2 separate regions of the Homo sapiens genome follow, and region 1 is linked to region 2. A link is a contact called in ENCODE POLR2A ChIA-PET data. All regions are on one chromosome and are shown on one strand. The core of a region is the stretch at or near the end of the contact, and the rest is flanking DNA. Distances in the headings are between cores, read along the strand shown.

The links. ChIA-PET counts read pairs that join two places held with the same protein, here RNA polymerase II (POLR2A).
Region 1: POLR2A ChIA-PET joins it to region 2 with 10 read pairs in H1. The contact joins two enhancer-like sites. POLR2A ChIA-PET finds 5 or more read pairs at or near these places in 4 of 52 experiments (Caco-2, H1, WTC11 and 1 more).

Annotation. Positions count from the first base shown.
Region 1 is chr12:49,920,792-49,927,430 of GRCh38, forward strand. LINC02395 (long intergenic non-protein coding RNA 2395) reads left to right here. Exons shown (of 6, transcript NR_110048.1): 2 at 1,135-2,890; 3 at 2,991-3,722; 4 at 4,145-4,296; 5 at 4,471-4,597; 6 at 5,290-5,548. Among named protein-coding and RNA genes, the nearest start is that of LINC02395, 12 kb to the left of the region's middle. Within about 2 kb of position 2,105, at least 4 of the 41 ENCODE cell types and tissues checked have a DNase peak (open chromatin) inside an H3K27ac peak, as active enhancers do.
Region 2 is chr12:49,818,296-49,824,926 of GRCh38, forward strand. All of the region lies in intron 1 of NCKAP5L (NCK associated protein 5 like), which reads right to left. Among named protein-coding and RNA genes, the nearest start is that of NCKAP5L, 6.8 kb to the right of the region's middle. Within about 2 kb of position 2,921, at least 5 of the 41 ENCODE cell types and tissues checked have a DNase peak (open chromatin) inside an H3K27ac peak, as active enhancers do.

The DNA.
Region 1 (6,639 bases), core at 855-3,354, 100 kb after region 2:
CCTCCTGCAGGCCCTGATAGATGGGAAGACCAGGCCAGAAGGTGAGCAGGGCCGTCCCTGGCACTTCCCCTCAGGGATGGAGCACAGTCAAGCCTGGCGTGTGGGGGGTGCAACCCCTATTGCAGCTGCAGTCTCTCCCCTTCCCCAGACTCCCCCCTCACCTGCTGTGACCCAGACCCTTGCATAAGAACACAGCTGTTCTTGGTGAGTTCTGTTTCCATTGCCATTATGGTTCTCCTCCTAATTGTTTCATTAATCAGAAAGGGCTGATCAATGCTGGGAGGCCAAGGTGGGAGGATTGCTTAAGGCCAGGAGTTCAGCCTGGGCAACGTAGTGAGACCCTTCACCTCTACCCCCGCCTCTACCAAAAATTAAATAAATACAATTAGCTAGGCGTGGTGGCACATGCCTGTGGTTCCAGCTACTCAGGAGGCTGAGGAGGGAGGATTGCTTGAACCCAGGAGGTCAGGGCTGCAGTGAGCTGTGTTCTTACCACTGCACTCCAGCTTGTGTGACAGAGCAAAATCCTCTTGTAGTTGTGGGTGGGGGGGCGGTAGGCAGGGTGCAGGGAAAGAGAGAGAGAAGGAAGGAAGGAAGGGAGAAAGAGAGAGACAGAGAAAAAGAAAGAAGAAAGGAAAAGAAAGAAAGAAGAAAGGAAAGAAAGAAAGAGACGGAGAGAGGAAAGAAGGAAGGAAAAAAAGGAAGGAAGGAAGGAAAGAGGGAGAGAGAGAAACAGAGAAAAAGAAAGAAGAAAAAGAAAGAAAGAAAGAAAGAAAGAAAAAGAAAGAAAGAAAGGAAAAGAAAAGAAAGGAAAAGGAAGGAAGGCGGGAGGAAAGAAGGAAAAAAGGAAGGGAGGGAGGGAGGGAAAGAGAGAGAAAGGGCTGACTGCAGGAAATCTCCCCATCCCCATGCTTCTCCAGAATCAGCTGGCCTGGGGGGTCCTTGGGTCACCTTAGAGGGCAGAGATCCTGAGTGCAGTTGGGCAGAGTGAGGTATTGATAGGAACACTAAGGATAGTACTAACAGTCATCATTTACACCTCGTGTGTGCCAGGAAGGGGCCAGGTCCCACATGATCTCAGTTCATCTTTACAACACCCTGAAGGATGGTCTTGTTATCTTCTCCATTTTGCAGATGAGGAAACTGAGGCTGAGAGGGTAGAGAACTTTGCCTGAGGTCACTCAGCAGGTAGGTGGTGGAGCCAGGGGTGTAACCCGGGCTGCGGGCCTCCACATCAGATACAGACAGAACAGGAAGGTGTTGCAGAGGCTGGCGATGCTGCGATTCTCTGGGTAGCAAAGGGAGGGGACATTCCCAGCAGAAGGAACGGTTTGTGTAAAGGTGTGGAGGTGTGATACGGTGTGGCCTGTTCAGGGTGGTGACTAACAGTGGCCAGAGTGAAGGGTGTGTAGAGAGGAGTGCCAGCAGATGAGGCAAGGGGCTGGGGACTGGGGCCAAGGTGGAAGAACTTCAGGTTCCAGGCCAAGGAAATGAACTTTGTCCTTGGGTAGAGGGGTGCCACAGGAGGCATTGAACAAGAGTGCAACCTTGGGTTTGTATGGTGAGCCTCCAGCAATACCTTGGCAGGTGGGATCCTCATGTCCACCCCGGGTGCCAGCCACATTTTACAGGCTGGGAAACAGAATGGTTATGAGACCGGCTCAGACCACACAGCAATAGACAACTGGCCCCAAGCCAGTTCTCTCGTTGTCACAGGACGTTGCTTCGAAACTCAGGTCATAGTGAGAAAGGCAGGGGCATCCTTCCGTTCCTCACTTCTCCAGCCCTGTGCCTGCTCAGCTCACTGGAGAACGTGAAATGAAGATCAACTGGACCGAGGCCCAGGCATATCTGCTCACCAAGAATAAGACAGAAAACAATAAAAGCAAATCATGGAGCTCCAGCTATGTGCTAGGCACTGGGCTGGGAGGAAACTAAACAGAGAACAACAGTGCCAGGCACTCTCTCTGATAATGAGTGTTCTGGACTGAGGGTCCCCCAGACTGGCCTAGGAGGTGCTGTCCAATCCGCCTGAAGAGCTGGAATGGGCTCCAAGTGGAGAGAACTGTGGGATTGCTGGCTCAGCCCCCAACTATGCAGTGACCTTGGACGGAGCGGGCCCTCTGGGAGCCTTGGCAAGCCAGTTGCTAAGAGGGGAGACTGCACCAGAGAAGGGATTTTTAATATATGAAACCTTGGGGAGCTCCTCAAGCTGACTCGGGAGGTCTGGGGTAGGGACTCTGATTGGGGTGTTTTGACAAGTTCCACCGGAAACTCGGAAAGCACACCTGGTTAGAAATAACTAGATGATCAAGGTCCTTCCAGATTCAGTTCAACAAATTCAACACAACACATGTTTACTGAGCACACACCATGCCAGGTGCCATTCTGCAATGTTAGGATACATCAGTGAGCAAAATAACAAAAAGTTCTAGAAGTTAGAGATACTGTGGACAGGGGAAAGCGGTGCTAGGCAAGGTGGTGAGGAGGGCAGGGATGTGGCAGTTCCAGGACTCAGCAGGATGGGCAGGGCTGGCCTTGTTGAGAAGGAGACTGGAAAAAGCAAGGGAGCCAACTGAGTGACATTTGGGGGAAGAGCATTCCAAGCAGTCAACAGCAAGAGCAAAGGCCCTGACAGGGAGCACGCAGGCAGGGTGGCCAGCGTGGCTGGAGCGGAGTGGCCAAGGGCTGGGGTGGGGTGAGGGGCAGGGGCCAGCTGTGGAATGCTGCTCCTACGTGCTAGTGTTCTAAGACTCATTCAGCACTGCCCTGAGTATCTTGACTCTGAACCTGTCCCTGCCCTGACCCCTTCCCCAATCAACTTTAATTTTAGGGACCCACCCATCACAGTAAATGCCAGCACTGCTGATGCCAAAACAATGTTATTTGTGTAAGTATGTGTTTTGTATTTTACCGCCTTAATCCTGTCTTCAACCTCTCCTCTTCTGTCCCACCCAAGTATCTGCCCTTCCTTTCTTGACTCCTTCCAGAGGCCCTCGGAATTTGTGACCTGAAGGAAGAAGAGCAGGGCCGTGGGAAGTATGTAACCAGTGTCATGCCCCTGGTCCCAAGGAAGCAGTGGCTTGGTAAAGAGGGGACCCCCGTCAATAACTCCCTGTAATTACTGGGCACCCACTCTGAGCTCCTCAGTGGAATCCTAAGGTTAATAAGACTGTCTCTAGCCACTGGGGCTCCCAGCCTGGAGTGAGGTAAGAGGAGTGGAGCCGGCTGGGGAGGGAGACGAACACATACACAGAAGATTCAGACACACTTGCAATGTATTGCTGGGGATTCTCCAGCATTGGCATGATGGAGAGGGTGGAGAATCATTTGACCGCCTCCGCCTAGGATTGCAGAGTTCAGCTGGCCATCATCCACCAGCCGGGGGACTGTGCACATCAGTTAACCTCTCCTCTCAGGCCTTGAAAAGCACCAGGCTTAGTACACGTTTGTTAAATGAATGCACTGCAGTTTTTTTGCTTGTTAAAGGCAGGTAATAATAATGATATTGCTGACTAAGGGCTCCCATCCACTCCCAGTGAGCCCGGTGCCCCCCCGGGCCTCCTCAGTGAGCTGAGGAGGCTCAGCAGTGCCTGCACGTCCCCTCGCCACAATGTCATGTGCCACCTCTTCAAAGGAGGGATGTACCAGCTAGTGGACGTGACCTTGACTGCAAAGGGCGGCACGCAGCTGATGTAATGGTCGCTTAAGTGTTCACAAATGTAAGTCATTACTATTATAAGTGGTGGGTGATCAAGTGGCTAGGGGTGCCATCTTTAGCAAATAAAAATATAGGACGCACAGTTAAATTTGAATTTCAGATAAGAATTTCTTAGCATAAGTATGCCCTATGCAATATTTGGGACACATTTATATCAAAAAAAACTCAATATTTATCTGAAATTCAAATGTAACTGTGTGTCCTAGATTTTATCTGGCAGCCTTATTGATGGTGGCTTATTGACTGGCTGGGAATGACAGGGGTGTAGGCCAGGAAATGGCTCTGTGAAGGCTGCCTAGAACTGAATCGAACATGAGGATGAGTCAGTGTCAAGACTCCCAGTGGGGCCATCGGATCATTACTGCATGATCGTCTTAAGCCTTTGTTAGTGAATCCCTCAGACTCACGCCTTCTTCTCTCCAGGCCTGAACACCCTGTCCTACCTGGTCCTACCTGGATGCTGGCCTCAGTAAGCTCCTGGGCTCATTGAAGATGAACCTAGCAGTAGTATTTACACCACTTGTTGTGTGCCCACTGTGGGCCCGGCGCCATGCCGAGTGCTCTATGGATGTGAGGTAATGAAGCTGCATGGGTGGGATTCAAATGCAGGGTGGTCTGACCCCAGGGCCAAGATCTCTTTCTATTGCACCATGCTATGGCCTGATCAAAGACTCAAGCATCTAGGACAGAGAAAGAGGGAGCAGGAGGGGACACAGAATATCCTAAAGTGGCCTCCTACTGTGTCCCAGGCACTGTGTTAGGATTCACTGAGTTGTCACAAAAATCCTGCAAAGTTCATTCTCGAGGACGCTCTGGAATTTAAATACCTTGCCAAGATCATACAGATTAAGTGGTGGAGCAGGGATTTGAACGGAGGTCTGTCTCACTGCAAAGCCCAAGTAATTTTGCCCCCTTTTGTGTGTATGCATCCTGGGATGATGTGTGCATGCATGTGTGTGTGTATGCGTGTGTGCGTGCATGTGTGCATGTGTGTGTGTATATGCGTGCATGTGTGTGTATGTGTGTGTGCATGTGTGTGCATGCGTGCATGTGTGTGTGTATCGTGCATGTGTGCATATGCGTGCATGTGTGTGTGTGTGTGTGCATGTGTGTGTTCCTACAGTCACATCCCACCTTCGGAGTGGCGCTTTCCGGTCCTACCCAGCCCTTCCTCTCTTGGGATGGGTCTAGGGCCTTGGAGGTGATTAGACTCTAGTGGTGCTGGCACAGGGCTGGCTTTCTCAGCATATTTCAGGGGACTGTGTCCTCTGCCTGCTGTCCCCCAATCAGTAGCTTCTCTTGGGACTTGCCCTCCCCTGCCAGGGCTAAGGTCTGGTTGGTTCCCAGGCCCCTGGGCCTTGGACAGGGGAGCTGGGGGGTGAGGGGTGGTGGATGGTGGGAGAGGGCAGGACCGGCAAAGAAGAGACTGACAAATACCATGGATGTCTCATTTTCAGTTCCTGCTCTGTCACTCCCACACACTTGCTCTCTGCAATCCCTAGAATCAAACAGTATTCAAACTGGAAGAGGCCTTAGAAAATAACTGGTCTTCTCTACTCATTCTACAGAGAAACGGAGGCCCAGAAAGCAGAAATGATGTGTTAAGATCACTCATCAAGCTGATGGTACAGAGGTTAGAGCCTCTGCTCCCTGCTCTACCTCTTTCCCTTACTCCACATCCATGCCTGTCTCTTCCAATGGGTCGGCATCCACCCTGACACATTAAAGCCAAAAGGAACCTTAAGCTAGGGAAGGGGCTCCAGAACTTTAGTGAAAGATTCAAACATGTCCACTCAACTCAATGGAGAAAATACAATATTCAATCAATGGTGTTGGGATGCCTGGAATATTGTTGGAGAGGGATCATAAAAATGGAACCAAAACAATTCCATTTGGGTCAAAGATTTAAGTGTCATAAAGCCATGTAAATTCTATAAGGAAGTATGGGTAAATTGATTTACATTTTGGAATAGGAAAGTCTTTCTTTTTTTCCAACTTTTATTTTAGATTTGGGGGATATATGTGCAGGTTTGTTATAAGGCTATACTGCAGGATGCTGGGATTTGGGGTACAATCAAACCCATCACCCACATAGCATAGTGGGAAGGCTTTTCTAATCAGGATGGAAAACCCAGAGTCATACAGGAAAAGACTAATACATTCAACCACATAAAAAAATTTTAAACTTCTGTATGGAAAACCACCATAGAAATGTTTTTCCAATAACTGAGGAAAATATGATATGGGGATATTTCCTTAATTTGCAAAGAAACTCATACTAATTAATATGAAAAAACAATTATTTTAATTGCTAATACTTAATGATCATTTACTATATGCTAGACACTATTTTAAGTATATGGATTATTTCATTTAATTCTCACAGTAAGTAACCCTATAAGGTAAGTGCTATTATTACTATCTCCATTTTATAGATGAGAACACTGAAGCAGTTTTTTCTAAAGATAGCTGCCTGGCACAGTGGCTCACATCTGTAGTCCCAGCATTTGGGGAGGCCAAGGCAGGTGGATCACTTGAGGCCAGGAATTCAAGACCAGCATGGCCAACATGGTAAAACCCCATCCCTACTAAAAATACAAAAATTAGCTGGGCGTGGTGGCACCTGTAATCCCAACTACTCAGGAGGCTGAGGCAGGAGAATTGCTTGAACCCAGAGGCGGAGGTTGCAGTGAGCCAAGATCACGCCACTGCACTCCAGCCTGGGCAACAGAGCAAGACTCCGTCTTGGGGAAAAAAATGCAAAAATTAGCCAGGCATGATAGTGGGCACATGTAATCCCAGCTACTTGGGAGGCTGAGGCAGGAGAATCGCTTGAACCTGGGAGGCATAGGTTGCAGTGAGCCAAGATTGCGATTGCACCACTGCACTCCAGCCTGAGTGACAGAGCAAGACTCCAT
Region 2 (6,631 bases), core at 1,671-4,170:
AAGCTTCTGCAGAGCAAAGGAAACAGCAGATTAAAGAGACAATCTACAGAATAGGAGAAAATGTTTGTAAACCACACATCTCATTCACTCAGGCTGGAGTGCAGGCTGGTTGCAGTGGTGCAATCAATCATGGCTCACTGCAACCTCAAACTCCTGGGCTCAGCTGATCCTCCCACCTCAGCCTCCTGAGTAGCTGGGACTACAGGCATGCATCACCACGCCCAACTAATTTTTTGGATTTTTTTTGTAGAGACAGACTTTGACCACGTTGCCCAGGCTGGTCTCGAACTCCTGGGCTCAAGCAATCTGCCTGCCTCTCCCTCCCAAAGTGCTGGGATTACAGGCAATGAGCCACCGTGCAGAGCCTGACATTTCTTAAAAGACAGACAAATGGCCAGTGGGTATACGAAAAAATGCTCGATATCACGAATCATCAGGGAAATGTAAATTTAAACCACAATGAGATATTACCTCATACATTTAGAATATTATAAAAAAGACAAATAAGTGTTGGCAAGGATGTGGAGAAAAGGGAACCCTTGTACACCACTGGAGGGAATATAAATTAGTATAGCCACTATGGTAAATAGTATGGAAGTTTCTCAAAAAACTTAAAATAGGCCAGACCCAGTGGCTCACACCTATAATCTTAACACTTTGGGAGGCCAAGGCAGGAGGATCACTTGAGGTCAGGAGTTCAAGACCAGCCTAGACAACACAACAAGACCTTGTATTTAAAAAAAAAAAAAAAAAAAGGCCGGGTGCAGTGGCTCGCGCCTGTAATCCCAGCACTTTGGGAGGCCGAGGTGGGCAGATCACGAGGTCAGGAGATCGAGACCATTCCATCTCTATTAAAACTACAAAAAATTAGCCGGGCGTGGTCGTGGGCACCTGTAGTCCCAGCTACCTGGGAGGCCGAGGCGGGAGAATAGCTTGAACCTGGGAGGTGGAGCTCGCAGTGAGCTGAGATTGCGCCACTGCACTCCAGCCTGGGCAACGGTGCAAGACTCCGCTTCAAAAAAAAAAAAAAAATTAAAAACCCTTAAATAGAACTACCATTAAATCAGGATGTTGAAGAGATATCTGTACTCCCATGTTTATTCATTGTAGTCAAGATATGGAACCAACCTAAGTATCCATCAGTAGATGAATGGATAAAGAAAAGATGCTATATACACATAATAGGACACTATTCAGTCCTAAAAAAGGAGGAAATCCTGTCATTGGTAACAACGTGGATGAATCTGGAGAACATTATGTTACGTGAAATAAGCCAGGCCCAGACAAATACCACGTGATCTCATATGTGGATTCTAAAAAGTTGAATGCATAGAAGCAGAGGATTGCTTGAGCCCAGGAGTTCAAGACCGGCCTGGGCAACATAGCAAGACTCTGCCTCAAGGGAAGAAAAGAAAACAGACATGTGGATAGATAGCTGTACTATGAAGGAAGTTCCATAAGAGGAGTCTTTTGAAGAACTTTAAAAATCAGGAGAGAAATATTAAGCTAAAGCTGAAACCGTTTTTCAGAATTGGAGACATCAAGTGAACAGAAGGTAAAGACAGGTGGGGTTTACATACAACCAAAAGGGAAGGGTGTCATTCCACACAGAAGGAAAGGCAGCAACAGAAGTGAGGAGGCAGAAACCTCTGGGTGTATATGGAACCAGAATGACTCAGTGCAGCTGGATCTAAGGACATTTGAAGGTGATGGTTTCCTGCTTCCCTGGCCCATGCCAATAACTAACTCCTCTCCTATCCCCTGGCCGAATTAGGGAGTTGGCATCTTTTCAATATCCTGGGCATAACCAGAGACACATGCTGGGCCCCACAGGAGGAACCAAGGCAGAGAGGCTCCTGGAGGTGATGGCAGAGCTGACCACTGAAACATCAGCTATTAGTATTTTCTCCCAGGTCTGAGACAATAGGGCCTGGGAGGCTGCACCTGCACGGGGAGGAGTGCTGGGCAGATACCCTTCCAGCTCCTAGTGCCCATCCCCCAAACTTTATCTCCTGGCCTTTTTTTTTTTTTTTTTTTTTGAGATGGAGTTTTGCTCTGTCGCCCAGGCTGGAAGGCAGTGGCGCGATCTCGGCTCACTGCAACCTCCATCTCCCGGGTTCAAGCGATTCTCCTGCCTCAGCCTCCCGAGTAGCTGGGACTACAGGCGCGTGCCATTATGCCTGGCTAATTTTTGTATTTTTAGTAGAGACGGTGTTTCACCGTGTTAGCCAGGATGGTCTCGATCTCCTGACCTTGTGATCCACCCACCTTGGCCTCCCAAAGTGCTGGGATTACAGGCGTGAGCCACTGCACCCAGGCCCCCATCTCCTGGCTTCTTTCTACAAAAAGAATAGGCTCTGGCCAGCCAATATGCCTTCTGCACTCAAGCAACTCCAGTGCTCAGCTAGTGGGCACCATCCAGCCAGAGCCCAGAGGTGACACCCCAAGCTGTCAGCTCTACGCTGGGAGGAGAAAACAGCTCTGGTTCACCCACAAGCCCCCACTGGGCTCTGCTCTTGTTTGTGATCACAAACAGGAGTCAGGCTTTTGGGATTCTGCTCCTGAGATTCATGCAGCCAAACCGCGTGACCCTAGGTGAAGCTGGCACCCCTCTGGGCCTCAGTTTCCTTCCTGTAAAATGGGGGTGAGCCCTCTGACTCTGACTCCTCTCCCCTGCAGGGCACAGGAGAGAAGAATATCCCATCTAGAAAAGGACTGCAGCTGAGGAGCCAGGTCCCTTGTGCGGGGTAAGGGTGGGGTAAGGAGCTCGGCAGGGCCTTCAGGGATAAGCTGCTGGCTTTGATGCTGCCTTGCTCCTTCAAGGCCTGTAGGCTTTCCAGGAAAGCAGTCAGGGAGGAGAAAGGAAGGGACAGCAAAGCCAAGAGTTTTAGCCTTCTTCTAGCCTGGGGGACAGGAAGTGAGGTGCTGTCTACAGAGGAAGTGAGAAGCAAACCCCCATCCCCACCCCCCAACTTCCCCTCAGCCTGGAATGGAAAGAAAGCCTCCAGCTTCAGGAGCCTGCAGGCTCAGAGCTGGGGAAATAGAAGACGATGTGATGCGGGTGGGGGAAGAGAAATGATCAGCACCATCTGGCAGAGAAGGGGGTCTCCTGTCTTGGACACAATAAAACTCAAGGGGCCCAGGACATCCCACAGACTGCGGGAGTGGGGAGAAGAGAAGCCACTCAAGCCAAGTTGAGAAAGCCAGCATTCTAGGCCACATGGTACCCACATCTGCAGTCCTGGCCTGACTCCTGCTCCCAGCATGTGTGCCATGTCATGTGCCTCGGCACGGGCCACCCCCAACACTAGGTGGGGCAGGTCCTTGGAGCACTTGCTCTTATAGCACATGTCCTTTCTTTGCAACCCTTATCACAGCTATAATTATAAAACTGTTTAATTACTTGATTAACGTGGACTTTTTTGATCACCACTGTATCCCTAGAGATTAGCACAGCATCCGGCACACAGTAAATTCTAAATAATCTGCTGGCTGAATGAACAGGCCGCTCATATAGCTTGAGAATTCCTCAGAGGCCGGTTTGACCTGAATCCTGGCATCTGAATGAAGTTTGGTATACAAAGGTGAACAAACACTGCTCATGACTTGGGGCCAACTGGGGAACCCTGGGATGAGTGGTCAAGGCCAGTGCTATGGTCTGAATGTTTGTATCCCCCCAAATCCACATGTTGAAATCCTAATACCCAAGGTAATGCTATTGTGGGGCGGCGGGGCGGTGGTGCTGTGGGAGGTAAATAGGTCATGGAGGTGGAGCCCTCATGAATGGGATTAGTGCTCTTATGAAAAGAGGCCTGGTGAGATTCCTCACCCCTTCCACCATGTGAGGACACAATAAGAAGCCTCTGTCCAGGAATCAGAAAGCTGGCCCTCACCAGACACCAAATCTGCCCTTGCCTTCACCTTGGACTTCCCAGCCTCTAGAGCTGTGAGAAATAAATTTCTGTTGTTTCTAAGCTGCCTAGTTTATGGTATGTTGTTATAGCAGTTCAAACAGACTAAGACAGCCAGAAACAGGAGAGCCGACATAGGCGGCAGGAGAAATCCAGGCACACCCAGGTACTGCTAATAGGTAAGGCAACAAATACAGTAGACATGCTACGCTGTATTTTGGGTAAGAATGAAAAAAAGAATATATATTTGTGTGTATTTGGTATTGTGTAAGGAAACTCAAGGGATATACAAGAAACTAATAAATGATTATGGGGGAGAACGCGATGGAGGTGGGAGTGAGATTTTTTTTTTTTTTTTTTGAGACAGGGTCTCACTGTTGCCTAGGCTGGAGTGCAGTGGCTCAATCTCTGCTCACTGCAACCTCTGCCTCCTGGGTTCAAGTGATCCTCCCACCTCAGGCTCCCCAGTAGCTGGGACTACAGGTTCACACCACCACACCCAGCTAATTTTTATATTTTTTGGTAGAGATGAGGTTTCACCGTCTTAGTCAGGCTGGTCTTGAACTCCTGACCTCAAGTGATCCGCCCACCTTGGCCTCCCACAGTGCTGGGCATGAGCCACCGTGCCCAGCAGAGATTTCAATTTTCAAACTATATTTATAAAACCTGATGAAAAAATAAAACTGCAAAAAATATTAGAAGGAATCCAACTACTCAACAAGTTGATTTCCAAAGCTCCTCCCAGCTGTGGCATCCAACCTCTTCCAGGCCCCTAGGACAAGGGAGCAGGTGAGGTGGCCGGTCAGATGAATGTGGGGGCTCCAATCCAGGGCTGCTGATGCCTTCACATCCTTTCTTCTCCAGCAATCTTGCCCTGGGTTAGCAGAGAGGCCCTCCTAACCCCAGGCTGTGGTGTGAGCATGGTAACACCACTATTCAGAAGTTGGTCAGGGGCACTTCCACCTGGGTAAAAGTTGGGTTTATTCTAGGTCCCTGGGAAGGGGGACAGTCTGGTCAGGGTCAGAGGCAGAGGGCAGGGGGAAGTTTGGGGCAAGTGGGGTAAATGACCCTGGAAGTGCCTGGTGCTGCTGTGGGCAGGTTCTGGGGGTGTCTGAACAGATCCTTGTACAGAAGGGCCGATTACAGCTCCCCCATCAAGCCAGCTGGGAGTGAGGTAAATCAGCCCCTGGGAACTGCAACTGCTGAGAACCCCAGAGCCACACTACGGGAGTTCCAGGGCCCCTCACAGCCCTGCCTAGAAAAACCTTGACCATTGGCCTACCCAGAGTGTCTAAGGGCAGGGGCAATTTCAGGCTGAACTACATGAGAGTGAGGAGACATGCAGACCACAGGTCCTAAGCAGCACCTGTCACTCAAGCCCTGCAGGCAACAGCAGGAGCAGCAGAATGGGGTCTTCTCTCCTTTAAGACATCTATACATTAAAAAAAAAAAGCATAGTGGATATTGGAGAATTCCCAGAGTTCAAGGACCAGCATAAGGTTCACAGTGCTGTGCCTGACTGGGCTCTTCTCAGCAGCTGCTGGTGCTGGGTTTTAGAAATCAGTAATAACAGCAACAATAATTCACCTTAATAACAGCCTGGCCTCTTTCATCTGCCTAACTCCCAGAGCTGGGAAAATGGTAATGATTGAGCAGATGCCACACCCCAGTGGTGATGCATGATTAATCCAGGAACACTGGCTGGGAAACTGAGGCCCAAGGAGAAGGATTTCCCCTCACAGAGAACTACAGACACAGGCGCCGAGGGCTGCTGGGCGGTGGGGGGTGAGGGTGCCAGTTCCATATCTGCAGTGTTTTGGGAAGGTGCTGAAGACAGGGGTACTCGTTCCAGAGTCCTCCAGACTTGGGTTTGGGGAGAAGGTGAAGAAAGACCCAGATATGTGTCCCAAGCTCCCTCCTAGGCTGCAGCAGGGCCTGGTGAGTAGCCTTAGCTGGGAGTCAAGGCCTCTGTTCTTAAGCCCATGCCCCACCCTCCCAGAGTGTCACAAAGCAGGCTGACAGCTGCCTCAGGCACCTCCACATCTATACAGTGTGCCCAGGCACCACAGGGTAAGTGAGTGCTCAGCCCTCCGAACAGCCCCACGCCACAGGCACAGTCCATGAAGTGGGAGTGGGGAGCACCTTACAGCCAGGTAGGCAGATCAGATCAAGAAGAGTCAAGAAATGGGGAAGACTGCTTCTTGGGGACCCCAGCCCATCTCTGAAGCCCCCTTGCATCCTTGGTATTGATCCTAAAATAAAGAGATCCTTCCTACAGCAAGGCCTGTCTGGCCAGTGCCGTAGAAACCTGCAGAGGAGGTCCAGTTGGCGTCTGCCCTCCAAGAGGGCAGAGGACGGTGGGCAAAGCATCCTAAGAGACCAACGACCTTTTCCCACTGTGTCCCCGGAGGGAACCAGTAGAGACTCAAACTAGGAGAGAAGGATAAACAAAGATGGAGGCATTGCATATGCAGGTCCATCCACGGCCTGCTGCGTGCCTGGTACTGTGACAGATGCCGGGACAGACAAAATCTAAGCTCCTGAGAAACCACAAGGGCCAAGACAGGCAGCAACCAATGACCTTAGCCTCCAACCCTCCAGGTCAGTGTCTGGGGGAAAATATTATGGGTCTTGTTCTCAGGGATTTGAAGCTGCTTTTCCTCGGTATGTTACAAAGCTGACCAGAGCCCCTGGAGGGTCCTGCGATAACACTCTGACTC